Regions from separate parts of the Homo sapiens genome. Here all the other regions are linked to region 1. Evidence: read pairs that join two places in POLR2A ChIA-PET (ENCODE). Cell type or tissue: B cell. All regions are shown on one strand. Each heading gives the region's core, and the rest is flanking DNA. Links, peaks and the distances in the headings are about the cores only.

Region 1 (9,739 bases), core at 2,743-5,242:
GTGGTTAAAGCTTGGGCTCAAGGCAGACTGCCTGAGCTCATTTCCCAGCCAGTGACCTTGGACCTCCCTCAGCCTTGTTGACCTCATCTGTAATGTGGGTATAACAACAGCAACAACACTAGTTACTTCAGAGGGTACTTGTGCAGGGTAAACAAGGTACTTCACAAAGAGACCTAGTACCGTGCCTAGGGCTTAGCTCAGCACAAGTGAGACCCGGCTGTAACGGCAGCCATCGTCCACCACACCAGGCCCCAGCGCTATCACTTCCCAGCAGTGTGACCCTGAGTGACTGAACCCCCTCCCTAGACCTCAAACTCTTCTCTACTATGGGGGTAACCTGGACTCCAGGACTGAATAAGGAATGAATGAAGTCATGCATGTTAAGCACTTTGTGCAGGTCCTGGGACATATTAAATGCTTAATGAGCTAGTATCTGATTATTATTAAAGAAACTTTTACTAGTCTAAAATGCCAATATGAAAATCCGCTCAAGGCAGTTTGCCATATGCAAATAGATCTTCAGACCATAGATTCTTCAGCTGCAAGTTTCTTTCCCCACCCCGCTTTAGGTTTTAGTTACTCCAAGAATTAGCTCTTCCCGCCCCTGGGGTCTGACCTAGGAAGCATTTGGAGGTCGGTTCGCAGTGCAGGGCTGGCATCTCTCTACATCGGTACAATCTCGCAGCTCCATCTGCCTCTTCGCCCCCACAACACTGCAGTCTGACAGCGAGGGAGAGGACATGCAAATATGCCCTAAAAACGGCTTGTTATTTTTGCGGCCTGGATGGTGCACGTCTGTGGGTGCCTGTGAGGACAGCACGTCACTGTCGGGTACAGGGCAGATGCCACCAATTTGGGGGTGGCTGTAAAATGTAAAAATACCCAACCCAAATAAAAGTGGCTTTTCCAAAAATAAAAAATAAAAAAAGGGAAGAGTTCCTCCAGTGCCTTTTGCAGAGGAGAGAGGTGTTAACTCAGCCCCCCAGGCGAATCCCAGCTTGACGACCTCTGCCCAAGACACCTGGCTCTTCATCAACCCCATGCGCAGCCTTAGTGCCCCCATGAAACTGCTCAGCTACTGGCTCTAAATGGCAATTTTACTGTGGAATGATCCAGAAACAGATGCTCTCAAGTTACAGACCTGGGAAGGTGAGGAGCAGAGGGCCAAAAGACAAGGACCCTCCATCGTGAAGACAGAACACTATATAAGCCGGGATGTGCCCCAACGACACATTGGCTTACAAGATCAATTCAGAAGAATGTAATCACCATCAACTCACAGCTTGTAATCCACAGTCTTTAGTAGGCACCTATGATGGACCTTATCCACGTGTCTTGAGCACAAATGGCTAACAGGGACCAGGCAGTAGAGGTAAATGAAGGCAGATGGTAGTAGCAAAAGCAAAACCAACAATGTAAGTAGGATCACGAATAACAGGGAGGTGCAGGGGCCTGTGGCCCACTGGAAAGAGGAAACAGTGAAGTGCCTCTGTCCACCCCACTTAGCCATTACCATGCCAGAACAGGGTAGTGTATGATGAGATCTTACAATTTTTTAATCAAAATTTTCAAATGAAATGGGGGTTCGCGTTTCTTTTAAAACACTGAGCCGGCCAAACAAAATACATCTGAGAGCCAGGTCCAGCCTGCAAATGGCCAGTTTGCCACCACGGCCAGTTTGCCACCACAGCCAAGCCCCCAGCAGTCCTCTGCAGTTTTTAGGTACCTATCAGGAGAAGGGGAGCTGAGAGATAGTTGCCTAATATCCCCAGCTCTCCCCTACGGGTACCCAGACACCCTTCTCCACGAAGAAAGTCCTCTCTCCAGCACTTCCAGCACTTCAGCCCTCCGAGCTCCCCCCAGGCTCATCTTTGCCTGTGAACTCTCCCTCCAAGCAGAGCTACCATTCCCAGATGCTCAGCTGCTTCCTGCGCCCTCCCGATCCCAGCCTCTTCCCCACCTCCCACCACAGGCTCCTCCTTTCCAGGGGGCAGCTACTCTGGCAGGCCTCTGAAGAAACGGCGCTGCTGGGAACCTTGCTGGGACAGGCCTTCAGAGAAACGGCCAGCCCTGGGCAAGTCGCCGGGGGCATGCCCTGCACAGATCCTCAGCCATGCCGGGGACTGCTGCTGCTCACCAGTGCCCCGAGAAAAAGGGCTCATGAGAGCTGCAGGTGCAAGGGACCTGAGGAGGAATTCCTTGCAAATGCCACATGTGGGTGCTCCACGTGTGGGTCCCGGGCAAACGCCATCTAAGGCGGACACTGCTGGCTGACCGAGGCCATGCCTAGCTCTGGCAGCTGCTTGGGAAGGGAGGCCACGCTACTCTTCCTCCAAGTTCCCTGGTTCAGCTGCAGAAAGGGCCAAGAGGGGTGGAGGTCACGATGTGACTAATGATAACAATTTTAAAAGATAACCTAATATTGGCATTCTCTTGTCTACTTTTCAAAACATGTACACATTCCCATTCCCATTATCTCCCCAATCCTCCCACCACCCCAGAGAGATGGCCAAGATATTACTATTCATTACTGTCATTATTATCACTCTTCCACCGCCCCCCAGAGAACCAGAGACAGGTTAAACATCCTCCCCTGGCCCAGTGCTTCTCAAGTGTTAATACGTCCACGAATCCCTGGGGGATCTTGTTAAGATGCAGATTCTGATACAGAAGGCCTGGGGCGAGGCCTGGGATTCCACATTTCTGATAACCCCAGGGTGGTACGGATGATACTGGTCCTCAGACCACACTTTGAACAGCAAGGTTAAGGTCCCATGGTGGGTTTAAGGCCAGACCTGGAATCTGCCAGGGGTAAAAGGCTCGCTCACCTCACTTTTCACGGGCTGGGGCCTCTTGCCCAGTTTCACCTCCAGGAAGTGCAAGGGTGCAATCATGGCCCCGAGGTTGCGGATGTCAGCGTATTTCAGCTCCTCCACAGTCAGGGCCGAGCTGGGGAGCCCGGTCAGGGGGCCAAGCCCTGGCAGGGAGCCTGTGGTCACCGAAGGGTCCGGGATCTGCCCAGGCATCATAGCAGGAGGAGTGGCAGGCCAGCCTGGAGTGGGCAGGAAAAGAGCAGGACAGTCAGCCAGGTTGGGGGCTCCAGGAGGGCTCAAGTCCCTCGTCTTGCCAGGACTGTGGCTTCTTTCACCAATGTTCCCCTGAATCCCTTTCCCACCCAGCTGCTCTTCCTGCCGTAAAGTCCTTCCTGTTATAGAGGAAAAGTTGCTCAATTAACTCACACCAAGGTCACCCTTGGCACTGCCAGAAGTGTCTGCCTTTTTTATTTTGAAGGCAATGCTTGACCCAATCATAGGCAACATGTATTCAGCCTTTGGTATGTGCCAGGCCCCATGGTAATCCTGCAGTCCCATTAGGCTGGATCAGAGGTCATTACACAGAGGAAGTAGCCAAGCTTAGAATGATAATTCGCTTAAGGTTGTACACAGTTAAAATTGGTGGAGCTGGGATTTCAATGGCAGCATACAGTCTCTGAAGAGAGCGAATTATAACGGCAGAACCTCAAGCACCTTCACACCTGTTTCAGAGGAAGCTATTTTTGGTCTGGCATGGTGCCTCCCCTCCAATCACACATCCTATTCTGCATATTTGTTAAGACACCCTGAGTAGGAGATGAAGCAAATCTAAGTTAAAGGTGAGTGTGTGTGCTATCTATGAGGAAGGGACTGAGGCAAAGCAGGTGGAATTAATTAGCATGTGCTTTCCCTGTGGAACCCAGTACCAGAAAACTCCTCCATGCTTTTTTTTTTTTTTTTTTTTGCCCAGGCTGGAGTGCAGTGGCACGATCTCAGCTCACTGCAACCTCCGCCTCCTGGGTTCAAGCAATTCTCCTGTCTCAGCCTCACGAGTAGCTGGAATTACAGGCACCTGCCACCACGCCCAGCTAATTTTTGTATTTTTAGTAGATACAGGAGTTCATCATGTTAGCCAGGCTGGTGTTGAACTCCTGGCTTCAAATGATCTGCCCACCTTGGCCTCCCAAAGTGCTGGGATTATAGGCGTGAGCCACTGCGCCCGGCTACCTCCATGTTCTCTTCATTCTCAGAGCAAACACATATTCCAGCTCTGCCCAACCAAAAAGGTGTACAAGGGAAGACAGATTCAGACATGGAAGAAGGATGTAAATTAGACAGGTCAACACCAAGGGAATTCTTCCTTCCCTTTACTGGGGGAAGCTCATGGGTAAGAAATGGTCATTTCAAGGCACAGATGGCAGTGAAGAAAGCTGGTCTGCCAATAAAGCCAGTCCCTTAAAGGGCTCCTCCTACCTACCCATCCATCCAGTTACTGACCACCTACTATAGGCCAGCAGGCACTAGGAATATGGAGGTCAGATGTGCAGTCTTAGCTTTGAAGCAGCCTTTTAAGTAGCATGTTAGTACAAAACTGCTCTTAGATTCTAGTCCTGGAAAGGAAATCATTTCTCCCTCTTTTCACCTTTCTGCCCAGGGCCATAAAATCAAAATATTCGCTGGCTTAGCACTCCTGAGGGAAAATCTTTGGCCTATCCTTCCATCTTTACCTGTCTCTTCCCATGGAGAGAGATGTATTTGGCAGAAGAGGGAAGATCTGATGTCCATCGGACAATACTTCTCCGTTGGGCAGTTAATGTACTCAGATGGCCACATGGTTCTTGGGCTCTCTGTCTCCTGCAGGAGTGGCCTTGGAGGGTGACCCACAACCACCTGCCCCCATTCAGCTTCCCAGGTCTAGATCATTCCAGAGAGGGGCATTTGTGAACCTGTTTTGGCCAAGAGTGCAAGCCATATTCTCCATCTACATTTCACTTTTGAAGGTGAAATTTGGTTCCCTGTCCAAGTCCAGAGTCTATTTCCCAATAAGTTCTATTTCTCTAAGAGAAAAAGCATGTGAGTAACTTGCACCCTCAAGCACAAAGGTTTCCACTGGCCATCACTTTGTCTAAAGCAAGGTGTCTAAAGCGAGGTGCCTGGGAATGGGAAGTGGACCCGCCATTTCATCCTCAGCATGCCTGCTGCATCTGTCATAAAGCCTCTGCCCATAGCTCCCTGGCTTGCCCCAGAGTTTTTATTTGGTGTCCTCAGGCTCCTCTAACTGTGCTCTACCTACTGTGCCTCCCATACCCGGTCCTCTTAGCACTCCTTCCCACTCACATCCTTTCTCTCCTTCCTTCACCCCGTGTCCCCTGGGCCATCAGAAAAAGATCTGAGGCTCAATCACATTGAGTTACAGTTTTAGAGCTGAAGGAGGCCCTGTGCTCATCTAAACCACATCCTCATTTTGACAGGAGGAAACTAAAGCTCAGAGAGGCTAAATGGCCTCCCCAAGGTCACACAGCTGGAGAGGATTGGAGCCAGGGCTCGACTCCTGGTCCCAGGGTTCTAGACCAAAGCTTTCTCACCCTTCCTTCTTTGTTTCCCTTTCTGGGGTCCAATAGGTAACGACGCCTTCAGCAGAAGGAATGACTTTCTCACGGTGGGCTTTCAGACACCAGCCCACAGTAGAGGGTCATTGTCTTGCACAGAGGACCCTCCACCCCCCATGGAGATCCAGGTTTAGGAAGTTCCCTGAATAACTCCACGGTAGCCTGCATGGGAGCCCAGACACAGAAATAGCCCCTGAGACCTCTCGCATGTGGGTGTTCAATGTTCTCTGATCCCCCAAACTCTGAGCTGGACTGGAGCCTAGTGGCAGTAAGAGAGCTCCCTCTCAGCCCTCTGGAATGGAACCTGCAATGCAGAGAGGGCTGCAGCCTGCCACGCTAGGAGGCCGCTCCAGGGCCCTGTAGATGAGCTGCACGTCTCCCCTGGCCTCCTCTAAGGAGAACAGGGAAGGGGCCAGCAGGAAGACCTATTCCTTGTAGCAAAACTGTGCCGGGAACAAACCATGTGGCCACGCGGCCAGCAGCGCTGTGATTCCAGGTGGTAAGCAGCAGTCAGGGCTGGTTGTTGCCCGGGTGACCCCAGTGCTTAGCATCATTTCTGGCGCAGAAAGCATCATCAATAATACTTGTTGAAATAATAACTAAGTGAATAAATGAATGAACAAATGACAGCAAATTCACAGCAGAGCAAAATTCAGCAAATGGTGTAAGAATCCATCTCTGGAAGCTTAGATGCTCGTTATCAGGCTGTAATTTCACCTCCAAGTTATTCATTCCCACAGTAGACCCCAAGAAAAACACTCCAGAGGCTTCTGTGTATTTCCCTGCCTAAGCCTTCCATCTCTGGGAGATGGAAGCCAGACCCCATTCTGTTCCGGGAATGATAGGCTCTGTTTGCAGCTTCTGTTTATTCTCATACAGATGGTAGAAATGAGACACTAACAAATGATCCCAAAATATAATGCATTTTCTGCTACTGTGGAACCCCCTGAAGGAGCGGCCACCCCCTGGGAGCACGGGCCCCATAAATTTTGCCATTTCTGCTCGCCTGTGAATCCATCCCAATGACAAGCCTCACCCAGGAGACAAGGCACTAGTCTTTCCTTTGTAGAAGCAAAAGTCCCCCTGTCTTTCCTCCCCCTGCAAAAGAGCCCCTAACTGCTCAGATATAAACCACAAAGCCCTCAGCCATGCCATTCCTAGGAGACAACCACAACAGCTGATATTCACCAGCCAGAAGTCATCCTAAACATTTCTGGGGGTGGGGGATAGAAGATGGAGGAGCTGAGCAGCTGCCTTTCATAATTGGATCCTCATTAACTGCAAAGAGCTGGCTGACGATCTAAGGCAGAAAGGCAACTTTAGTGATTTGAAAAATAAAACAATTTGATGTGATTTAGGGATCTATAAAAAAGGGGGAGTGGGGGGCAGTGGAGGTGGCAGCACCAAGGAACCAGTAACAGCCAGAAGGAACTTACCCACTTCAAGGAAGACTTAGGAAAGATGACAAGAGGTGAAATCATCTCCCACACTGGTTGTTCCATACGGAAACAATTTAGTAGGAAAAGAAGAACTACGCACTAAAAGCTTCAGAAGAACCCAGAGTTTTTTCCCTTCAGGGCCCAGGAGGTCTGAAAGGCAGATAAACATCCTCAGTGTCTCCATGAGTAACTAGGGGGCATAAATAAGGATTAAGTTCTATCCATTGGCAGAACACCAACATTGGGAAAAGGGGCTTATGCCTCAAAATATAGGCCTGGAATCCAAGAAGACTGGCAATGCGGGACACTGACCAGGAATAAGTTGGAAGCCAGCCAATGAAGGAAAGCTGGGTGAAGCACACATCCAAGATGGCGACTGACTAGCAAGGCATGAATCAGACAGACGAGGTTCAGAAGGTCACCGTGGACCCTAAGCTGTTGTTGATCCTAAGATTATGATGCAGCTCCCTGAAAGCCAACTTGAAGAAAATGGGGACCAGATGGATCCAAGAGGAAAGAACTTGAAAAAAAAAAAAAAAAAGGTCTGAGAGCTGTACTCCCTACTCTTCCTCAGTGACCTGTGGGCACACAGTTAGGACACTGCATTGTACAAGCAGAAGAAAAGCCACAAAACATGTCAAGTCTAGAAAATAGACCCTCCTGGGAGATACTAACATGAAGTGTCATTTCAGAGAAAAGAAAAGCTAAAGGTAACTTATTAAGCTTTTTCCTCTGGTTTTCCTCTCTCATTTTTTGTGTGTAAATCTGTAAAATATTAGGTTGGTGCAAAAGTAATCACGGTTTTTGCCATTGAGCATAATGGCAAAACCCGCGATTACTTTTGCACCAACCTAACCCCTTACATTTTTTTTTTTTTTTTTTTTTTTTTTTTTGAGACGGAGTTTCACTCTTGTTGCCCAGGCTGGAGTGCGGTGGTGCAATCTCAGCTCACCGCAACCTCCGCCTCCCGGGTTCAAGTGATTCTCCTGCCTCAGCTTCTTGAGTAGCTGGGATTACAGGCATGCGCCACCATGCCTGGCTAATTTTTTAGTAGAGACGGGGTTTCTCCATGTTGGTCAGGCTGGTCTCGAACTCCCAACCTCAGGTGATCCACCCGCCTCAGCCTCCCAAAGTGCTGGGATTACGGGCGTGAGCCACCGTGCCCGGTCCTTAAATCTTTTTTTAATGGAAGTGTCTATAAATGATAACAGTCTTGTTTTATGGGTCAAAGGTACAAGGGCCGTTCTTGCTAGAAAGTGCCCAACGATCAGCATTTTCATCCAGAATGGCAAAGGTAAATAAAAAGAAACAGGTTAAGAGAAACTTAGCATCTGCATCATGAACTTTCTGTCCATAGAAACAAAGGTTTCAAGGAGGCTATAAAACTCCTGGGCCTCTTTGAGAAGGTAAGCTCCCCTCCGGGCCAGCAGCTGGCTTGGGCTGCCACGAGGAATAGGAATGGGTGTGCACGTGGGTGCGGTCTAAGGTTCAAGGTTTGGTGCTGGGAGAATGCGGAGGTGAGAGTGACAAGCCAAGGAGGGAGGGAGTTTACAGGGGCAAGCCCCATGAGAAATAAGGGGTTGGAAGTCGACGGCAGGGCATGGGCAATGGCGACTGAGACTCAACAAGAGAAGTGGGGGACCTTGGGAGCCAGAGCCTGGGAAGATTCCCAGGACAGAACCGGATGCGGAGGGCAGGAGTCCACAGAGAAGGTCAGAAAGGTGCCAGGCCAGGGGTCATGGCGCATAGTACCTGCTACCATGAATCTTGGAGAATCAACCACCAAGCCTCTTCTTGGAGCTAAGGAATCACCCAGGATGACCTCTCTCTTGGAATCTGAATGACGTAGGTCACGCGGCTTCCAAAAGTCGAGGAGATCCAGAAGGCGAGAAGCAAGATGATGGGGAAGGCCCCAAGACTGAGAGTGAAGGCGAGCAGCAAAAGGCCCTCTTCAGATGGCTGTCCCCAGCTCTGCAGGCCAAGAGGAAGGGGGGGTTAAGAGTGGCGGTTTTGGAGCCAGATCACCTGAGTGTGAATCCTAGCTCTGTCCCTTCTTACTAGCTGTGTGCCCTTGGGCAAGTTCCCTAACCTCTCTGTGCCTCTCTTTCCTCAGCTGTAAAGAATAACAATGTTATTTGCCCTGTATGGCTGTCAAGAGGATTAAATTAGTTAATACTTGGAAAGTACCTGGAACAGTGCCTGCACATAGTAAGAGTGAAGTCAGTGTGGCCACCAGGGCCTTCCTTCCTGGAGGGGCACTAGTGCCAGATGACCCCTCAAGGTCCCTTCTGGACTAGTCTCTGTTTCCTGCAGCCATGAAGAGGATTCTCCCCAGAGGATTCTCCGCTCTCCCACTTTCCAGCTCTAAACCCCAAGGGGGCAGGACCATCTTGCATCCTGGCAGTTGACTGCAGAACAGAAACAAAGGGTGCCAGGTCAGGGCTGGGTAGAAGGTGCAGAAATGGGGCCCAGCACCTGCCCTCGGCCTCGGTTTCCTCTAAGGTCTCCTCCACCCTGCAGGCCAGAACACAGCTGCACAGACACTGGCAACAAGGTGCCATCAAGAACTAGGTTTCCATTTCTGCCCCAAGGCAGACAGCCAGCATCTCCTGTGCCCTCTACTCCATCCCTGCACTGCTTCATAAGAAGACAAGGAGCGGTAGCTGGGTTCAAGAGAAGCCACTGAACACTGGCAGCCGTGATCCCTGCACAGCCATCCCAGCCATAGAAGAACCTGGAACCAACCCCCAGGGAACTCCTGCTCTTCCCTGGAGACCAGAGAAATGCTTCCAAGGCCTTGCCTATAACATCGCTTTGTCCTCTGCCTAATGTAGGCGCTCAATAAATACATATGAAGTTATCTCTGCCAGGAATCTTT
Region 2 (9,739 bases), core at 3,672-6,171, 79 kb before region 1:
ACTTCGATGACTCAAGCCATTTATTTGGCTCATGAGTCTGTGGGTCATCTGAAAGGTTCTTTGGGGATAGGCTGGGCTAGGCTGATCTCGGCTAGGCTCGGTCATGTGTCCTCAGACAGCTGGTAGGTTGGCTGATAATTGACTGGTCTGGCCTGGCTTTGCCTTGGGCATTTCTCCTCCACATGGTCTCTCATCCACCAACAGGCTGGTCGGAGCATGTTTATTTGATAGTGGCAGGATTCCAAGAGTAGGAGCAGAAGCATTCGAAGCCCCATGGAACCCAGGCTCAGAGCTAGCACAGAACTCAGAACCTGCCACATTCTATTGGCCGAGGAGAGTCACAAGGCCAGTTCAGACTCAATGAGTTGAGAAACAGACTTCACTTCTCGATAGGAAAAATTTAACTAATTGTGGCAATTTCTACAATCTCCTACAGATGAGAAGCCATTGGAGGTGTCAGAGCAGAGGAGTGACATGATCTGACTTAGGTTTTTAGAGGATCTCTCTGGACACAGTTGAGATTTTACGATAGGGGAGCAAAGTGGAAGCAGGGAGATGAGTCAGGATTTCAGTATTGGATTACTGCAACCATCCAAACAAAAGATGCTGGCAGCATAGGCCAGTTAGACAGTGATGAAAGTGGTGAGAAGTGGGCCCTGTAAAAACCAAAGTCTGTGTTTCTCTTGTTTATAGTCATATGCTCAGTACCTAACAGATGCCGAGTAAATGGTTTTCAAACGAATGAATGCATAAGTGAATTCACTTTGCTCTTCATTTATGGCACTTATGACCTGCATTATCCTAGTGTATTGAAAGCCCTTTCAGGACAATAATAGTCATATTTATGTTTCATTCGGTTTAAATTAACATTTATTTATCACCTATTACAGAGCAGAATTCTTAAATATGAATAAGACAGAGACTCTGCTCTCACAGAAAAAAGAAAACATAGTCAAATAACCAAACAGGTTATTATAAATGTTACAAGCGTTCTAAGTATTACAGCGTATGGATGAAGTTCTTAGCTCTTTGAACATCCTATCATTCAACAAGTAAACACTTGTTGAATGAATGATTGCTTGATTCTGTCATTCCCAATCAATGTACTGATTTAATATTTAACAGAGACTAATGAGAGAAATGCAAAATTAGTTTTTACATAAAAAGACGGGTCTTATTTAATAGTATTAATTATACATTATTTTTAAATATTTAAGATTAAAAAATAATAAACACTTATGTAGCCACCATTAAGCTGAAGAAATAAATTATGAATAGAGCCGAAGCTTCCTTCATCCCTTTCTAATTCCGCTTCCTCCCCACCCCAGGTAACCCATTATCCAGATGTGGGGTTTATCATTCTTATGCATTTTTCTATACTTGAACCAAACCTGTATGTATGCCTAAGCAATATATAATATTGTCCTGCAGGATTTTAAACTTTTTACCTTGCTAATATTTTTTATTTGATTTTCAGCATTGTATCTGAATGGTAATGGCAAGGTTTGGGATATACACATCCCACTGATGTTATCCTGGAGAACTCCAGGAAGCTACCAAGTAACAGTTATAATAAAACTGGCATGCGCTCAGTGAACATCAGCCTAAAGCCTAAAGATAGTATTAAGGTAGTGGTTGCTGGATACTACAAACCCTTATGCTGACAGCTGGCTGATATAGGGCCTGGTACAAACTAGAAAACAGCGCCACCTCTAGGTAGGCAACCTCATACCAAAGCGTATGGCCTGGCAAGCCCTCACTTGACCTCTCAGGTTGGAGCCCTTGAACAGTGAACAACCTGCACAACTATACCTAGCATCCTTGCCATATGCTACTTACTGTGTACCGGGAATAGTATATGAATTGGCTCCATTTAATTCTCATGACAGTCACAGGAGGTAAGCACCGTTTCCCCACCTCACCCCATTTTATGTATGTGGAATATTGAGGCACAAGGAGATTAGGTAACATTCCCAAGATCATACAGCTAGAAAAGTCACTGGAGCTAGGACTCAAACTCAGGCAATTTGGTTCAATGCTTATAAGCACCATGCTCTACCACATCTCATTTTAATCTTCCCCAGGATTCCACAGAGCAGGTATCATAATTAGATTCTAAAATTTATATGCAATTAAGGCACAGAGAGTTCGATCATTTGCCCAAGGTCACACAGTTAGCAAGTGACAGAGTTGGGAGCAGTCTAACGTATTCAAACAGTAGACAACTGCCAAGATGCTACTCAGCTCCAGGCTGTCATTAGAAGAATGCCAAGAAATAACCATACCTCCAAACCTCCTGCCCTTAGATTACTTTATTAGGCTTGGAACCCTTGTAATTGCTGTAATAATTACTAGGAACTTGGATATAGCTGTTTTACTTGGTATAAACTTTCTGGAAACACGTTCAGGAAAAAATTCAAAAGACCACTCCAGTTTGAAATAATGAAGGGTGGGGGAATGTGGGGCGGGGAGGGTCACATGCATTAAAATGCCTTAATTGCCCTAAATTTTTAAAAGAAATATAGTTGGAATACTTTGGGATAAAAGACTCCTCAAAACACTCTGTGCATTTATGGCATTTTAAGAATAAAGGTAGGCTGGGTGCAGTGGCTCATGCCTGTAATCCCAGCACTTTGGGAGGCCAAGGCAGGCAGATCACTTGAGGTCAGGAGTTTGAGACCAGCCTGGCCAACATGGTGAAACCCTGTCTCTACTAAATATACAAAATAATTAGCTGGACATGGTGGCGCACTCCTGTAGTCCCAGCTACCCGGGAAGCTGAGGCATGAGAATTGCTTGAACCAGGGAGGCGCAGATTGCAATGAGCGGAGATTGCCCCACTGCACTCCAGCCTGGGTGACACAGCAAGACTCTGTCTCCAAGAAAAAAAAAAAAAAAGAGTAAATGTAGAGCCTCCTGTTTCAGCTATCTATTGCTACACAATGAGTTACCCTAAACAACTTTAAACAATAAGCATCTATTATCTCACACAGTTTTTGAGAGGCAGGAATCTAGGAACACCTTGGCTGAGTGGTTCTGGCTCAGGATCTCTCATGAGGCTGCAGCCAAGTTATCAGCTGAGGCTCTGGTCATCTGAAGACTTGATTGGGACTGGAAGATTCATTTACAAGATGGCTCCCTCATATGGATGTTGGCAAGACATCTCAGTTCCTCCTCACATGAGTCTCCCCACGGGGCTGCCTGAGTGTCCTCCCCATGACATGGCAACTGGCTCCCTGGAGAGTGAACAACAAGAGAGAGAAATAAAGAAAGAGAGAGAGACAGAGAGAGAGAGAGAGAGAGAGAGAGAGAGAGAGAGGAGTTGCAGTGTCTTTTATGACCTAGTCCTCCATCTTTGTTCTACTCTTGGGGCCGGGTGGCATGGCTCATGCCTGTAATTCTAGCACTGTGGGAGGCCGAGGCAGGAGGATTGCTTGAGTCCAGGAGTTTGAGACCAGCCTGGGCAACATGGTGAGACCTTGTCTCTACAAAAAATTAGCTGGGCAGAGCTGAGGTGGAAGAATCACTTAAGCCCAGGAGGCGGAGGTTGCAGTGATTTGAGACTGAGCCACTGCACTCCAGCCTGGGCAACAGGCTGACCTAAAAGAAAAAAGTAGAATGGAGCACTGAGTCCAGCCCACACTTGAGGGGAGGCAAATGAGTCTCTACCTCTTAGAGGGAGGAGTATTAAATAAAGAATTTATGGACTTAAAATCACCATATTCCCCAACTGATTTCTGAGGAGACATTTAGCTGGATGTAAGCAATATGATATGAGGTCGAGGGGGAGTTGAGAGGCAGCATTCTGGTCCTAGCTTTGCCCCCAATTGACTCTGAGATTGTAGGAAGGTCTCCTTCCCTCTCTGGGCCACTGTTTCCCCAGGTGTAAATTTGGTGGGAGGGAATGGCAGAGAGGAAGAATGCTAGAGTCCACTTTGTGAATCTCAGTTTGGCAGAAGGAGGAAAACCCTACCTTGTTCTTTCATGGTTCTATTTCCTCTGGTTGAGAGCAACAGACCCTGCAGCCAGCCCGGTCTAGAAGATATCAGCAAGAGACTTCACCTCTCTATGCCTCTTTCCATACCTAGAAAACGGGAGGATATCACACCACCAATATCATAGGGTCGTTATAAGGATCAAATGAGTTAATGTTTGTAAAGTTCTTAGAATAGTCTCTGGTACATGGGCAATACAATATGAGTTTTTAACTTAAAAAAAAAAAACCTTATACTGCTCTAATTAAATATGGCCAGCACAGAGTCCTGCAGCAAGCTGCTTTCATGAGTAGATTGAAATGATGTCTAATTAGGGGTGACACAGCTGACAACCCATGTAGCGTGGGTTCCCACCATTCAGCACAGCCCCTACTCCCTGCCGTGCCAAGCAAATAACCTTTTAGTTGCTGGATCTTGGGGAGGTGGGAAGGGGGTTGGTGCCAAAGGAGGGGAAGGAGGGAGGAAGGAAACTCCAAGGATTTAGGGAAGCAGCTACTTGTCAACCTCTATTTCAGCGTTTTAATACCAGTGCCTATTGGATCATCCTTGTTCAAAATCAGCAGCAGGATATACTGCACATAAATGGGTTCTTAAGGTAATTGAAAACATATTTTTTAAAAGTGCAACAAACCTGCTATATCCTTACCAGTTCAGTCCCCCTGTTCCTTTGCTATTCTCAGTGCCAGGACAAATAGAAACTTCAGTCCAACGCCTGGTGAATCTGCCCACTTCAAAGACTTCGAGATCTAATTGCCTGCTATTTTACAAGAGCAGAGATGCTCTGGCCCAATCGTTAAGGAAACGAGAGCAGAAGAACCACGCAGAGCAGAAGCCTCCTGGGAGTCTGTGGTGTGGCCCCCCTGGCCAGGCTCACTGCAGAACGGAGCACTTCTCCTTCGTGAGAATCATTTCAGAAGTCAGGCTTCCTTCCCTGGAAGGAGATGCAAAATCTCCCAAGGCCAGAAAGAAGATGGGAAATTCTAGCTTGGGACTTAGCCTCAGATATTCCAGTGTAGGTGGCCTGGTGCGGGCCTGAGCGTGGGCGTCTTTTAAAAGCCCCCAACTGGCTCTGACACAGCGATTTGATGGAGGAGAAATCCTGCAGCGATTTCTCCAGTAGGGGGCAGTTTGTGGCCTCAGGGTCCAGCTGGGCTTCTGGGCCAAGAGGAGTAGACACAGCGGGCCCTCTTTCGTCTCCGTTCTTTCTTTCTCACCTGCCTGGGGGCAGAAAGGAGCCGGGCTCCCTTGGCCTCATTAGCACCAACGGACTCCCGCTCTCTGAGGTTAACCAGCCCCGAATCTGTTCTCATCATCCGCCTTGAGCTCGCACTTGATCTTTTTGGGTTAACCCCCCAGTTCAAGTCATCAATGCATGCCAAGCAAGAGCTTGTGAAATGCAGGAAGTGTGAGCCGGTGCCCTCGGCGGCTGCCCGGGGCCGCTGGCGGTCTGGGTCTTTCGGGGCCACAGTGGGTTGCTTTCCCTCTGCAAGGCAGTTTCACTTTCCTAGAGCGCTGGCCCTGCATTCCCCAACAGCCCATCATCTAGTTATTAAAGATGAAACCCAGGGAGAAGAAAGGAGAATCTCCTGAGAGTACATGCAAATGTCCCCAGGCCCCCAGGGGCCCCACGCAGAGGGGGCTTGAGGCTGGGGGTGGGCGGAGGCCTTCGGTCTGTGTCGCCTGCCCCACCAGACCAGAATTCCCAGGTTATCCCCACTCCCCTGATCCACTGATACTAAACTCACTCTTTTTTTAATTTTTTCTGAGTTCCATCTGAGCGCCCCTTTGAGGGCTGACAGTCGCCTTTAAAGGAGTTGGCTGCCACTATTTAGTTATTTGAGCTAAAATAATAAAAATCCCCTAGCCGCTTTAATGTTTTTTTGGTGGAAAAAGCACACATGGTACATCTTCACTGCTCAGAAGATGGCTAAAGGGGATTTTTCTCAAAGTTTCCCAAACAAGTAGGGAAAACATTTACCTGAGGGCGGAGCCCTCCAGTAAGGGGGCCAGAGTGGGTGGCCAGGTGATGAAGGGGAAATCCCGCGGCGGAGTGGCCTACAGTCCAGCCCTCTCAGGCTTTGCAGCCTTGGAGGAAGCCTCTTAGGAGGGGTGTGGCTGCGCTTCATAAGGCCAGCCCCAGAGGGTTAGAACACATTTCCTCAACTGTGGCACTCTTGACATTTGGGGCGGATAATTCTTTGTGGCGGTGGGCCATCCTGTGCATTGTAAGATGTTTAGCAGCTTCTCTGGTCTCCACCCACTAGTTGCTGGTAGAACCCCAAGTTGTGAAAATAAAAAAATGTCTCTAGAATTGCCAGATGTTCTACGGGGAGGAGAAGCTAAATCGCCCCAGGTGAGAGCCACTGGGTTAAAGAACATGCATCCAAAGCTCCTGTTCTCTTGGTCAGTCTGGGCCTGGTGGCTGCCTTATAAACCCCCTTGAAGCTCAGGAAATTTCCGGATAGATGCACTTTGCACCACGCAGCTTCTGGGTCCCCAGGTTGTTGACCTACTTCAACCTGTGGGTATGGCCATGCTGATAGCACATCCAGCCAGCCACTGGCAGCAGCCGGAGTGGGCATCAGAGCTGCTTCCTGCAGGGCCTCCTCTTCCTGCACCTTTCAGACAGTAGGAAAGGGAGTGAGGCCTCTCAAAGGTTGAGAGAGAGGCCACTCCATTTTTCAGTTTCCCATCAGATTAAAAATGAAGATATATCAAAATAAGGTTAACAAAAAATATGGTATGTTTTAAAAGTAATGTACTTATACTACAACCAGAAAATGATGGAATTTATATGAGTATTTAATTCCTGGGTCTCTGGAGGTGGTAGCATCAATAAATGGAAAGTAACTCAAAAGCTGGGTAAATCTCCTCATCTCTCAGGCCCGGCTAAATATCTCAGGCTGGATATACGGCCTCACTGGAGTTAAGTGCTTTGAAAATGTGAGGCCTGAACCAAATGACTTTTCAGCATCCTTCCCTCACTCACTCAACCCTGACAGCATACAGAGAGAGACATGGTCAAGGAGGAAAGCAGGAACACGAAAACGGCCTCTTAGCTTTGGGTTTCAATATGAAATCCAATGTTCTGGCTCTGTCGCTTCATAACTCTGTGATCTTGGACAATCACTTAAAACTCTGTGCCTCAGTTTCCTCATCTATATAATGGTGCCACCTCATACCACTGAATGTATTTAAATTGCTTAGTGCAATGATTAGTGCCTAGTAAGCATACAGTGCCTATTAGCTATTACTGCCGTAATATTTGTTTTATGTAACCCATATAAAACTGGGATTATCCAAGTAGAGTCTCATCCAATAGAAATATTGAAAAAAAGAGAGTAAGACCGGATGGGGTGGTGCACACCTATGATCCCAGCACTTTGTGAGGCTGAGTCAGGAGGATCACTTGAGCTTAGGAGTTCAAGACCACCTCTAAAAACAATTTAAAAAATAGCTGGATGTGGTGGTGCACACCTGTAGTCCCAGTTACTCTGGAGGCTGAGGTGGGGGGATTGCTTGAACCTGGGACATCAAGGCTGCAGTGAGCTGTTATCATGCTGCTGCACTCTCTCTTGTCTGGGCAACAAGAGAGACCCTGTCTCAAAAAAAAAAAAAAAAAAAGAAAAGGGAAAAAGGGAATAACATCACATACCAACTTTCTATAAAAATCCTTTTTCTAGACAGGCACCGTGGCTCATGCCTGTAATCCCAGCACTTGGGGAGGCTGAGGTGGGTGGATCACCTGAGGTCAGGAGTTCAAGCCCAGCCTGGTCAACATGGTGAAACCCCGTCTCTACTAAAAATACAAAAATTAGCCGGGCATGGTGGCGGGTGCCTGTAATTCCAGCTACTAGGAAGGCTGAGGCAGGGGAATCACTTGAACCTGGGAGGCTGAAGTTTCAGTGAGCTGAGACTGCACCATTGTACTCCAGCCTGGACAGCAAGAGCAAAACTCTGTCTCAAAAAAAAAAAAAAAAATCAAAAAATCCTCTTTCTACAGTTTCCCTCGAAAGTCACCCTTCTCATGCCTTCTGTGCCTGTCTACCCCTTCCCTTCTGAGGCTTTCTCTGTTACTGCTCCCAAATCTCACAGCCCTGTTACCTTTATTCCTACTTTGCTGAGCAACTCAAGTCTCTACCTCCCAACCAAGCATTCTCTGTTCTTCAGCTGGACATCTCCAGGCCAGGGTTAGTGTCTCCTACCTTTCCCACACCTGCATCTCCACCCTCTCCTGCTCCACAGGGTAAAGGTTCTATAGCTACAAGGCCCAAACAAAGATGCCTCCTCCAGGGGCAATTTGTTATCTGTTCACCTGTTGCTGGACAATGGCATTGTTTCCAGGTTTTGATTGTTCTGAATAAAGTGACTGAATATTCATGTCAAGTCTTTTGGGGGACATATGCTTTCACTTTTTGGGGGTGTATACCTAGAAGGGACTTCTTACAACCTTGCAATATTTATTTGTTAGTTTGAGTTGCTTTTGTGTAGATTCCTTAGGATTTTCTTAGATGATTATGTTGTTTGTGAATAAAGACTGTTTTACTTTTTCCTTTCCAACCTATCTGCCTCTTTTTTTTGGTGTGTGTGTGACAGGTTCTCACTGTGTTCCCCAGGCACTGGAGCACAGTGGTGGAATCATAGCTCACTGCAGCCTCAAGCTCCCAGGCTCAAGCGATCCTCTTACTTCAGCCTCCAGAGTAGCTAGGACTACAGGTGCCTGCCTCTAGGCCCAGCTAATTTTTAAAATAATGTTTTGTAAATATGTAGTCTCTCTGTGTTGCCCAGGCTGGTCTTGAACTCCTGGCCTCAAGTGACCCTCCCACCTTGGCCTCCCAAAGTGCTGGGATTACAGGTATAAGCTACTGCACCCAGACACATTTGCCTTTTTGTAGAGTTTAATGTTGAATAAAGGTTTTGAGAATACACATCCTTGCCTTGTTCCTGATATTAAGAGATAAGCATTCAGTCTCTTACCACTAAATATAATGTAAGCTATAGGTTTTTTTTGTAGATGCTCTTTTGTCAGGTTAAGGAAATTCCCTTTTATTTCTAATGTGTTGGGACCCTTTATCCTGAATATGTGCTGAATTTTGTCATTTAACAAAATAACAAAGGCCTTTTCTGAGTCTATTGATATAATTTTATAGTTTTTCTCCTTTATTCTATTATTATGATGAATTATAGTAACTGATTTTTGAATGTTAAACCAACCTTGCATTCCTGGAATGCACTCTACTTGTTCATACTTCTTTAGTGTATTTTAAAATTGAGATACAATTCACAAACCATGAAATTTAACTTTTTAAAGTACACAATTCAGTGTACAGAGTTTCACAGAGTTGTGAAACCATTACCACTATCTAATTTTAGAATATTTTTATCACCCTAAAAAAACCCCTCTGTTCCTGTTAGCAATTATTCCCCATTCCTCTCCCCCTCAGCTCTTGGAAAGCAGTAATATACTTTCTGTCTCTGAATTTGCCCATTCTGGCTATTTTACATAAATAGAATAATGTAATATGTGGCCTTTTGTGACTGGCTTCTTTTATTTAACATGATGCTTTTAAGGCTCATCGTGTTGTAGCATGTATCAGTACTCCATTCCTTTCAATGGCCCAATAATATTCCATTGTATAGATATACTACACTGTGTCCAGTCACCAGTTGATGAACATCTGGTTTGTTTCCATATTTTGACTCTTACAAATGAGGCTACTACAAAGTTTGTGTACAAGTTTTTA
Region 3 (9,739 bases), core at 3,683-6,182, 100 kb after region 1:
TAACTGAAGGACCTCATATGATTCTTTATTCATTCATCCAATAAATATTTATTGAATTCCTACTGTGTTCTATGTACTATGCTGGAGGTTAGGAAACCAGCAGTTAGAAGGAAGAAAGAAAAGAAAAAAAAGCTTTGATTCCTGTCTTACAGTTAAGCAAGGAGCCTTAAAATAACTCCATGACCTGAACAGGATAGACACTACTATCCTCAGCTTTGCAGATGCTAGAGGGTGACAATTAAGAGAGGACATGACACGCTTAAAAACGGCAGCTCTGGAATTCACAACATCCCTCAAGTCGCCACTTTTAGATGAGATCATTACTGTTGCAACATGTGGGAAGCAAATTTCCAGACCCATCAGGCATTTCTTAATTAGCTCTCTGACCACTTCAGAATGCTTAAGGTATGAAAGAACCTCTCTATTTAGGGAATGATGGCAAATTCTCCCGGCCCTGTAGAAACAATTTCAAAGGGTCTTTCTCTCCAAACCTGCAACCCCTTGACCTTGTAGCCCATGCAGTGTGGTGGGAAGAGCACAGATATGGGAGCACAGAGTTCTGAATCCTATTCCCACCCATGGCTCTAACCAACTAGTTCATCTTGGACAAGGTACATCACCTCTCTAGGCTTCAGTTTCCCCATCCATAAGGAAAGTGAGTTGAACCATGAGATCTCTAAGCTTCCTTCCCACTGACATCTGACAATTCTGCCTGACCAAAAAAGACAGAGCTTCCCAGCCGTACTTCACCTTCTCCTTTCACCAGACATTCTCTGCAACAGCTGGCTTTGCAGCCCAGACCCACCAAGAAAACAGCAACTCTAGGAAAGGTGGTATGGTCCAGCAAAGCCCAAAGTAGTTCTAATCATGATCCAGCTGATCATGTGACCTGAGACAACCAGTTCAACCTTCATATGTCATGGTTTCTTCTTCCCCCATCCAACAATGATATGATAAAAGAAACCAGATGTAGAAATGCTTTGGAAATATTAAGATGTGCCCATCAAGAAGGAAAAAAAAGAAGCTGACCTAAGTAACTTTGGAAAATGATGGGGTTTTTTTCTTTTTTATTTCACTGTCACAAACTTCACACACAATGGAAAATGATGTGTTTGACTGGAATCTGTAAAGCTAAAAAAATACTGTGCAAAAAGAACTCTGCAAAAACACTATACTCTAGTTGATAAATTTACTTTTCATAGGGAACTACATTGGTGATTCTGAAACTACTTCACATGTATACTAGGGTTGAACAAATATGTAAATAAATTATAGATAATGGGAGTCAGGTTTCTCACCATCAGAGAAAAAAGCAGCAGTGAGAAAAGGGAGAAGGTTAGAATGAAACCTGCAGGGTTGGATTCAAGTCAGAGATAATACAAATTCTTTCTTTTTTTTTCTTTTTTTGGGGACAGAGTTTCACTCTTGTTGCCCAGGCTACTGTGCAATGGCACGATCTTGGCTCACTGCAACTTCTGCCTCCTGGGTTCAAGTGATTCTCCTCCCCAGCCTCCCAAGTAGCTGGGACTACAGGCATGCACCACCACACTCAGCTAATTTTTTTATGTTTTTAGTAGAGACGGGGTTTCACCATGTTGATCAGGTCGGTCTCAAACTCCTGACACAGGTGATCCACCCACCTTGGCCTCCCAAAGCGCTGGGATTGCAGGTGTGAGCCACTGCGCCTGGCACAAACTCTTTTTAAAAGTATATATACAAATAGACAGATACACAAACATAGATATGCACATATTCATGGGTTAGCATACATACATATATACATAAATATATGTAAATATTCCTAACTGTTCACTGAGAGGGCCTAGAAGCAATGACACCCCAGTAGCAACGAGCACACCCAACACTCAGAAACATGGTTTCTAAATACCATTCTCTGATTAAAGGAACCAGGCTCCTTGGAGAAATAACTGATTCTAGGGCTAAAGCAGTGAAAACACAAGGTGAGTTTTGGAGCAGCTTGTAATGCCAGAAAGTAAGGAATTGGAAAAAAAATGGGGGCCCCAAAACTATGTACATCCATTATGCATCATTTTTTTTTTTTAATGTGGGCATGTCAAAAGGAACCAGGAGTTCCCAACGAGCAAGGCTGGAACAATTTAAGCAACAAACTAATGAAAGGATTGGATGATATAGAACCATGATGATTCTTATAACCCAAAGAATAAAAGAAATATCCATGAGTCCATGCCAATATAAATAAATTAATATATGAACTACAGAGAATCTTTTCTTTGCAGTGAGATACTCACAGGTCACTGTAGCCTCAACCTCCCGGTCTCAAGCCGTCCTCCTACCTTAGCCTCCCAAATAGCTGGGACTACAGGTGCGTGCCACTATACCCAGCTAATGTTTTGTATTTATTGTAGAGACAGAGTTTTCCCATGTTGCTCAGGCTGGTCTTGAACTCCTGGGCTCAAGTGACCCACCTGCCTTGGCCTCCCATAGTGCTGGGATTACAGGTATGAGCCACCATGCCCAGCCTGAGACAAATTTTCATAAGATTAAATTCCAAAATATATATGTACATTCTCCCTTCTCCAGGAAGTAGAGTTTCATTTCCTTCCCTTTGAATATGGGCTAGACTTATTGACCCACTTCTAATAAGTAGAATACAGAAAGGGAAAAACAGTAACTTCACAGTGGAGAAACGGCAGAGCCACCTTAACCATGCAAATAAAGTTAACTTCACCATTGATAAGCCATGTTGATATCATGTACCTCCTTATGGCATGCAAAGAAGAAAGGACTTTTCTTCTAAAAAATCCATAACCCTGGTCTAATTATGAGAAAACATTAGATAAACCCAAACACTCAATAAAATACCTGAAAGTGTCAAAGTTATGAACAATAAGGAACAACTAAGAAACTTTTCACAGGTGAGAGAAGACACGACAAGTAAATGCAATATGGTATCCTGGATTACATCCTGTGACAGGAAAAGGACATTAGTGGAAAAACTGGAGAAATCCACAGTCTGTAGTTTAGTTATAGTATATTATACCAGTGTTCATTTCTTAGCAAGGAAATGTTACCTGTAAGAAAGGATCACTACACCTACTTTTTTTTTTTTTTTTTTTGAGACAGAGTCTCACTTTGTCACCCAGGCTGGAGTGCAATGGCACAATCTTGGCTCACTGCAACCTCCACCTCCTGAGTTCAAGTGATTCTCCTGCCTCAGCCTTCTGAGTAGCTGGAATTATAGGCACATGCCACCATGCCCAGCTAATTTTTGTATTTTTAGTAGAAACAGGATTTCGCCACATTGGCCAGGCTGGTCTCAAACTCCCAACCTCAGGTGGTCTACCTGCCTTGGCCTCCCAAAGTGCTGAGAGTACAGGCTGGAGCCACCGCACCTGGCCTGCACCTGCATTTTGAGGTAAGGCTGAAAATCTAGACCACTAACTACAGGGTGCCTGTCCCACTGGCCAGGGACCAGATATGCCACCGTTTGAAACAAATTCAAGGATAGGGGCCTGACTGAGCATTGATGGCCATGAGGGTGGGGAGCGAGAAATCACTTCTGTTGTGCCCCTCAGTTCTTACCTCTAGGCAGAGTCATTCCATGGGAGCTGTTTCTCTGAAAGGGGCCTGGTTTGTGATCAGAATCTATTGTCAAAAAGAAAGAAAGTCCCTTCTCCCACGCAAATGCCAGGCAGGGGGGTGGAGCCAAATGATCACAGGACCCTCATTTTCTGCAACAGTGATTGCTTTGTGTAAAGGGGGCAAGATGCCAGGGCAACTGCTGGGGAAACTGCCGGCTGCCCAGCATTGCAAGGCTCCAGGTGTTTGGGGAATTTCAGACTTAGGCCAGTGGAAGAAAGAGAACTTGACCACGTGGACTCCACCATCTTCTAGGGGTACTCGTCAGGGAAATAATGGGGAGATGCTGCTCCTTCCTGTTTCGCAGACGCAGCAGCAATACTTGTGGCATAAGAGCAAAGCCCCTCCAGAGGGGACAATTTTAAAGCTAAGTGTCCCTGGCATGAGTTACCAGGGTAGCCAAGCTTTACAAAGACAGGGTTAATTCTTTCAAGTGTTTAACTTTAGTGATTTGGTTTTGATCAAAATCTTTTTTTTTTTTTTTTTTTTTTTTTTTGGTTTGTGTGTGAATCAGAGTCTCACTCTGTCGCCCAAGCTGGAGTGCAGTGGCGTGATCTCGGCTCACTGCAACCTCTACCTCCCAGGTTCAAGCGATTCTCCTGCCTCAGCCTCCTGAGTAACTGAGACTACAGGCACCCGCCATCACACCCGGCTAATTTTCATGTTTTTTAGTAGAGACAGGGTTTCGCCATATTGGCCAGGCTGGTCTTGAACTCCTGATCTCAAGTGATCCACCCGCCTCGGCCTCCCAAACTGCTGGGATTACAGGCATGAGCCACCGTGTTGATCAAAATCTTTTTTAAAACTTGTTACTCCTTCATCCATTAAACAGAGCTTGCAAAATATAAATGAACGTTTCCTTGGTGGTTGAAGGTCATTATTGGGAGCATCAGTTATGCCGAGTGCTGCAAAGTGAAACCAGAGACTCAGAAGTGCATTCAGCGTTTGGGACACTTTGCTGAATGGGTCGTGATCTCAGCAACAGCTCTGAAATTTGCCTTCTTGAAAGAATCCCTGACATCAGCTCATTTTTCTACTTTAGAAAAGTGCAGAGCATGTTCACTGTTCTTCACAAAGGCAAAACAGAACCCTGGCCCCAGAAGCTATGTGACCTTCACCAAGTGATGTCATCTCTTAGTGGCTGTGATTCTTCATCTGTAAACTCGGGAATAGCGTTATTAGATAATGCATGTTTAGAACATGCCTTCGATGCATTAGAGCAGGGCTTGGAACAGCGTTCAGCATGTCAGAAGCGCTCAGGGGGTTAACCGCTGTTACTACCGTTTGCAGATGAAGACAAGTCCCAGGTCTGGTTAGTTCAATCTGCCTCTTTTCACTGTAGTCTCACCAACATTGGCTGGCTGTCTGGGAAGCAACACCACCAGTGACCTCTTCTGGGTCTCGTGGCCACCAGCCATTGTGCCCATTCTAATCAAGGAGGCTCACCTCCAATTTATGCCTTTTCTAGTAAGAAAGGACAGAAAGAATTTCCCTGAGTCAAGTCCTTGCCAGAGTAGGGGCCTCTTGCAATCCGTGCCACGAAGTCCCGGAAGGAAGCTCTGCAAATGTGCGCTCAGGGCTTGTCAAATGAGCAGAAGGGCGGTTAAGTAACAAAGTAACTGCGGAGTCAGGCGCGGAGGGGAACAGCGTCTCTAACCACGGCGACCCTGTTCTTCTCTGGGCGCTTCCACTGAGTTATTAGATCAGCACTTGGCTGAGATGGGAGTGGAAGAACCCGGGAGGGAACGGGCCCAGGTCTTCATGTAGAAAAAGGGGCCCTGGCCCCTCGGGGTATTCAGGGCGCCGACCACCACGGCCTCGTCGCCCTTTTCCCCTAAAGCCCTGGAGGAAGGCACTCTCTGGCCTGAAGTTCGCCTGTCCACTGGTGATACCACCCGCCGCAGCGTTTCCAGCTGGGAAGGAGTTGGACATGACCGTACCCGCAACAGCTGCGCTCAGCACTGCCCGGGGCTGCCCCCATCCCTACCCCTACCCCGGGGGCTCCGGAAACCCCCCACAACCCCCGCAGATTTACCAAAATCCAGGGACCCTCTTACCCCCCCTCCCCTCCTCCCCAGGTCACCCACAGACACACACACATTTCCTGCCCTGCCAAAAATAAAGCTGGAGGGCGCTGGGGGTGCGCTTGCCACCAGCCCCTCCGGGGAGACTGCTGCCTCGCTGCACCCCTCCAGTGAGAGGACCACCCCCTTCATTTCTGCTGCCTTCCTCCTCCTTTGCTTTGGTGGATGTCACCCTGGCTCTGCCAAGGCCCTGGTGGAGGTTGCTCTCAAGGCATGGGCTGGAACCCTGCCCCTCTTCTGCTAAAGACACATAGCCCTCCTTCCTTATAAAAGCAGTTATACGGCCGGGCGTGCTGGCTCACGCCTGTAATCCCAGCACTTTGGGAGGCCGAGGCGGGCAGATCACCTGAAGTTGGGAGTTAGAGACCAGCCTGACCAACATGGAGAAACCCTGTCTCTACTAAAAATACAAAAAAAAAAAAAAAAAAAGAAAAAAAAAGAAAAAAGAAAAAAAAAATTATCTGGGCCTGGTAGCACATGCCTGCAATCCCAGCTACTCGGGAGGCTGAGGCAGGAGAATGGCTTGAACTAGGGAGGCGGAGGTTGCGGTGAGCTGAGATCGCGCCATTGCACTCCAGCCTGGGCAACAAGAGAGAAACTCCGTCTCAAAAAAAAAAACCACACAGTTTATACCTTCATAGTACATGTCCCTAACCTCGACCCACCAATAGAGCAACTCCCTGAGAGGACGATCAAGAGGTCAAGCTTGTTTGGGGTGAGCCCCACTCCTGGAAATCTGGAGGGGGGCAGAAGTAGTGCCCCTGACATCTGGTGGGTCATAGGTGCTCAGTCGTTATTTATTTTTGCTCTCCTCCTCCTCATTTTCTTCCTCAATATCAGCTCCTCTCTCTGCATACACCTCCTCCTCCTTACACCTCTCTCTCCTTCCTGCTCCATCCCTTCTTCACTTTATCTCCTTTGGACGACTGCCTCCTGCCTGCTGGAGCACTGAGTGGGGCTGAGGAAGCTCCCTGTGCACCCTGCACCCCCTTCTCTTGGCTGCTAAAACTCTGACCCAGCCTCCTACACCACAACCCTACTTGTCCCTAATTCACTCTGGCTCCTTCTCCACCCCGTCACCCTGGCTTATGCAGTGTAGTCTTGTTGAAGACATCGGGTCTATACCAACCTGGACATCCATAATTGCTTCCTGAAACACATTTATGCAAGATCTCAGGATTTTGTGGCTTTACCAAACACCTCCCCTGAGTTTTCAAAACACCACCTGATAAATTAGTGTTCATCTTGTTGCAGGTGACAATGATATTACAGTGGTATTTTTAAAGTCCTTATCTTTAGAGATACATTCTTTAACATATTTCCAGGTGAAATGATATGGTGTCATGAGTTTGCTTCAAAGTAATATGGGAGGGGATTAAGCAGATGGGACATGGATAGGGAAGGAATGGCCTTGGGTCAATATTTCTTGGGACTAGGTAATGAGTAGATGAGGGTTCATTATACTCTTCTGTCTACTGCCTCCGTAATATAAAGTTAAATTAATTCTCCAGCCTTCCAAAAAGGGAGAAATGAATTAATGAACAAATATTGGCAAAACATTAGAAATTATTGAACCTGGGTGATAAATACACATGGATTTATTGTGTTATTTTTTCTACATTTTTATGTGTTTGAAAAAATGATTAAAAATGACTTTTTAAATGTTTATTTTTATTTTATTTATTTATTTATTTTGGCCAGGTGCAGTGACTCATGCCTGTAATCCCAGCACTTTGGGAGGCTGAGGTGGGTGGATCACTTGAGGTCAGTAGTTTGAGACCAGCCTGGCCAACATGGCAAAACCCCGTCTCTACTAAAAATAGAAAAATTAGCTGGGCATGGTGGCGGGTGCCTGTAATCCCAGCTACTTGGGAGGCTGAGGTGGGAGGATCTCTTGAACCCCAGAGGCAGAGGTTACAGTGAGCGGAGATCATGCCGCTGCCCTCAAGCCTGGGTGACAGAGTGAGACTGCATTTCAAAAAACAAAAACAAACAAAAAATAATAATAAAATAAAATGTTTAATTTCTTTTTTAATGCCACCTTATCACAAACCCTTCATCTGTGTAAAGCTAGGCCATGGGTATTCAACACGCACTACACAGATGTTGATGGACAAGTGTTTCCTCAAAGATCTCAAGTGCTTCTGCTGCCTCTTCCTTAGATGAGCACACTGAAATGCTCCAGAAAACAGAACTTCTTGGCTGGGCAGTGCTGCTTTGGCATCTCCATGCCTTTGCACTTGCTCTGCCCTCCACATAGACTGGCCTTCCCCAGTCCACCTGCCAAGCTCTTACTCAGTTTCAGCCCCTCTTCTCTAAAGCTTTCTCTGACCCTCCCAGGCCTTGTGTCACCACTGAGCCCTGTACATACCTCTGTGTTATACAGTTCACCTTGAAATCCAATTGTTCCTTGCATGCCTAGCCCCCACCCCACACTAAACTTTTAACTACTTGAGAGCAGGGACTTTATTTTTTATTTTTATTTTTTTGAGACAAGGTCTCGCTCTGTTGGCCAGGCTGGAGTAGAGTGATACAATTATACCTCACTGGCACTTCAAACTCCTGGGCTCAAAGGATCCTCCCGCTTCAGCTTCCTAAATAGCCACATGTACGTGCCACCACATCCAGTTAATTTCTAAAAAATTTTGGTAGAGACAGGGTCTCACCATCTTACCCAGGCTGGTCCTGAACTCCTGGGCTCAAGCAGTCCTTCTGCCTTGGCCTCCCGAAATCCTGGGATTACAGGCATGAGCCACCACGCCTGGCCCAGGGATAATGTTTCATTCAACTTTCCATCATTAGGACTTCAAATACCACCTATATGCTCATGACTCCCGAATCAACATCACCAACCTCACACTCCCCAGCACCAGACTCTTATAGCCAAATGCCTTGAACAAGGCAAATGCCTTCTGAACTTCTCCCCTTGGGTGTTCTACAGACCCCTGAAATTCACCGTGTCCAAAACTGAACACATTGTCTTTCCCCTAAACTTACTCTTCCTGCCATGCCTGAGCAGGTAAACAGAACCCTCCACTCAGTCGCTCAACCCACAAATACGAGGTCTACCCTTCACCCCTCTTCTCCTGCACTTCAGCTACTGATTTCACTTCCTACATAAGCCTTGAATGTTCCCACCTCCCTCATCCCTACAGCCCCTTCCTTGTTCAGGGCACCATTGCCTCTCTCCTAATGACAGCAAAAGCTTCTTCGCTGTTCTCCAATCTTGCCCCCTCCATCCCAAGTCTCCATATGAAAGTCTGATCTTTCTAAAATGCCAATATAATCCTATCATATCCTAATAAAATTCTTCCATGTCGCCCTAAAGTTCAAATTCTTCAACATTGAACATGGCTTACAAAGCCCCTTTGTGACTGACCTCAACTCACCTCACTCCCTATCATTTCTCTCTCCAACCCTGCCTACTAATCCCCAACGCACACACACACACACACACACACACACACACACACACTCAATAAGCTCTAGCCACTTGGAAGGACTTGCAGTTTCCCAGCATGCCTTACTCTTTCTGTGGCACAGACAGCACTGCCCACCAAATATCACATGGGCTCCCCTACATTCCTAGCCCTGTAGCATTTAGATGGAACTGGGTCACTGGTTCTGGACAATGGGTCATGAGCAGAAGTTGGATGATCACTCCAAGGCTAAATCATTCTCTCTCTCTCTTTTTCTTTTTCTTTTTTTTTTTGACAGAGTCTCGCTCTGTCACCCAGTCTGGAGCTGGAGTGCAGTGGCATGATCTCGGCTCACTGCAACCTCTGCCCCCCGGGTTCAAGCGATTCTCCTCCCTCAGCTTCCTGAGTAGCTGGGATTACAGGCATGTGCCACCATGCCTGGCTAATTTTTGTATTTTTAGTAGAGATGGGGTTTCGCCATGTTGGCCAGGCTGGTCTCAAACTCCTGACCTCAAGTGATCCACCAGCTTTGGTCTCCCAAAGTGCTGGGATTACAGGAGTGAGCCACCGCACCTGGCCTCTCTCGCTCTCTCTCTGTCTCTTCCTCCCCAGCCA

Evidence for each region. ChIA-PET counts read pairs that join two places held together with the same protein. Peaks named below come from ENCODE experiments on the same cell type or tissue, not always from the same donor. Only the 100,000 strongest peaks of a DNase experiment are listed, where the experiment ranks them.
Region 2: POLR2A ChIA-PET joins it to region 1 with 9 read pairs; 6 of 35 experiments call an interaction of 5 or more read pairs at or near these places.
Region 3: POLR2A ChIA-PET joins it to region 1 with 7 read pairs; 8 of 35 experiments call an interaction of 5 or more read pairs at or near these places.

The regions. Positions count from the first base shown.
Region 1 is chr14:75,431,211-75,440,949 of GRCh38, reverse strand. JDP2 (Jun dimerization protein 2) reads right to left here. Exons shown (of 4, transcript NM_001135048.2): 2 at 2,829-3,052. The coding sequence starts at 3,029. Among named protein-coding and RNA genes, the nearest start is that of JDP2, 8.1 kb to the right of the region's middle. RefSeq lists a silencer at 205-254 and enhancers at 1-290, 445-654, 1,494-1,996, 3,004-3,507. In B cell, for the core only: no CTCF peak of the experiment used is centred there; no DNase peak of the experiment used is centred there.
Region 2 is chr14:75,510,888-75,520,626 of GRCh38, reverse strand. It overlaps LOC105370572 (a long non-coding RNA gene), which reads right to left and starts at 4,781. Exons shown (of 3, transcript XR_944037.3): 1 at 4,642-4,781; 2 at 3,974-4,084; 3 at 853-3,236. RefSeq lists enhancers at 3,285-3,354, 5,440-6,005. In B cell, for the core only: CTCF peaks have their summits at 4,934 and 5,134 (motif pointing right); DNase peaks (open chromatin) are centred at 4,826, 5,386 and 5,996; H3K4me3 peaks cover 1,306 bases; H3K27ac peaks cover 1,346 bases.
Region 3 is chr14:75,329,804-75,339,542 of GRCh38, reverse strand. No RefSeq gene overlaps it. Among named protein-coding and RNA genes, the nearest start is that of LINC01220, 40 kb to the right of the region's middle. RefSeq lists an enhancer at 5,020-5,519. In B cell, for the core only: no CTCF peak of the experiment used is centred there; DNase peaks (open chromatin) are centred at 5,202 and 5,862; H3K4me3 peaks cover 1,734 bases; H3K27ac peaks cover 1,099 bases.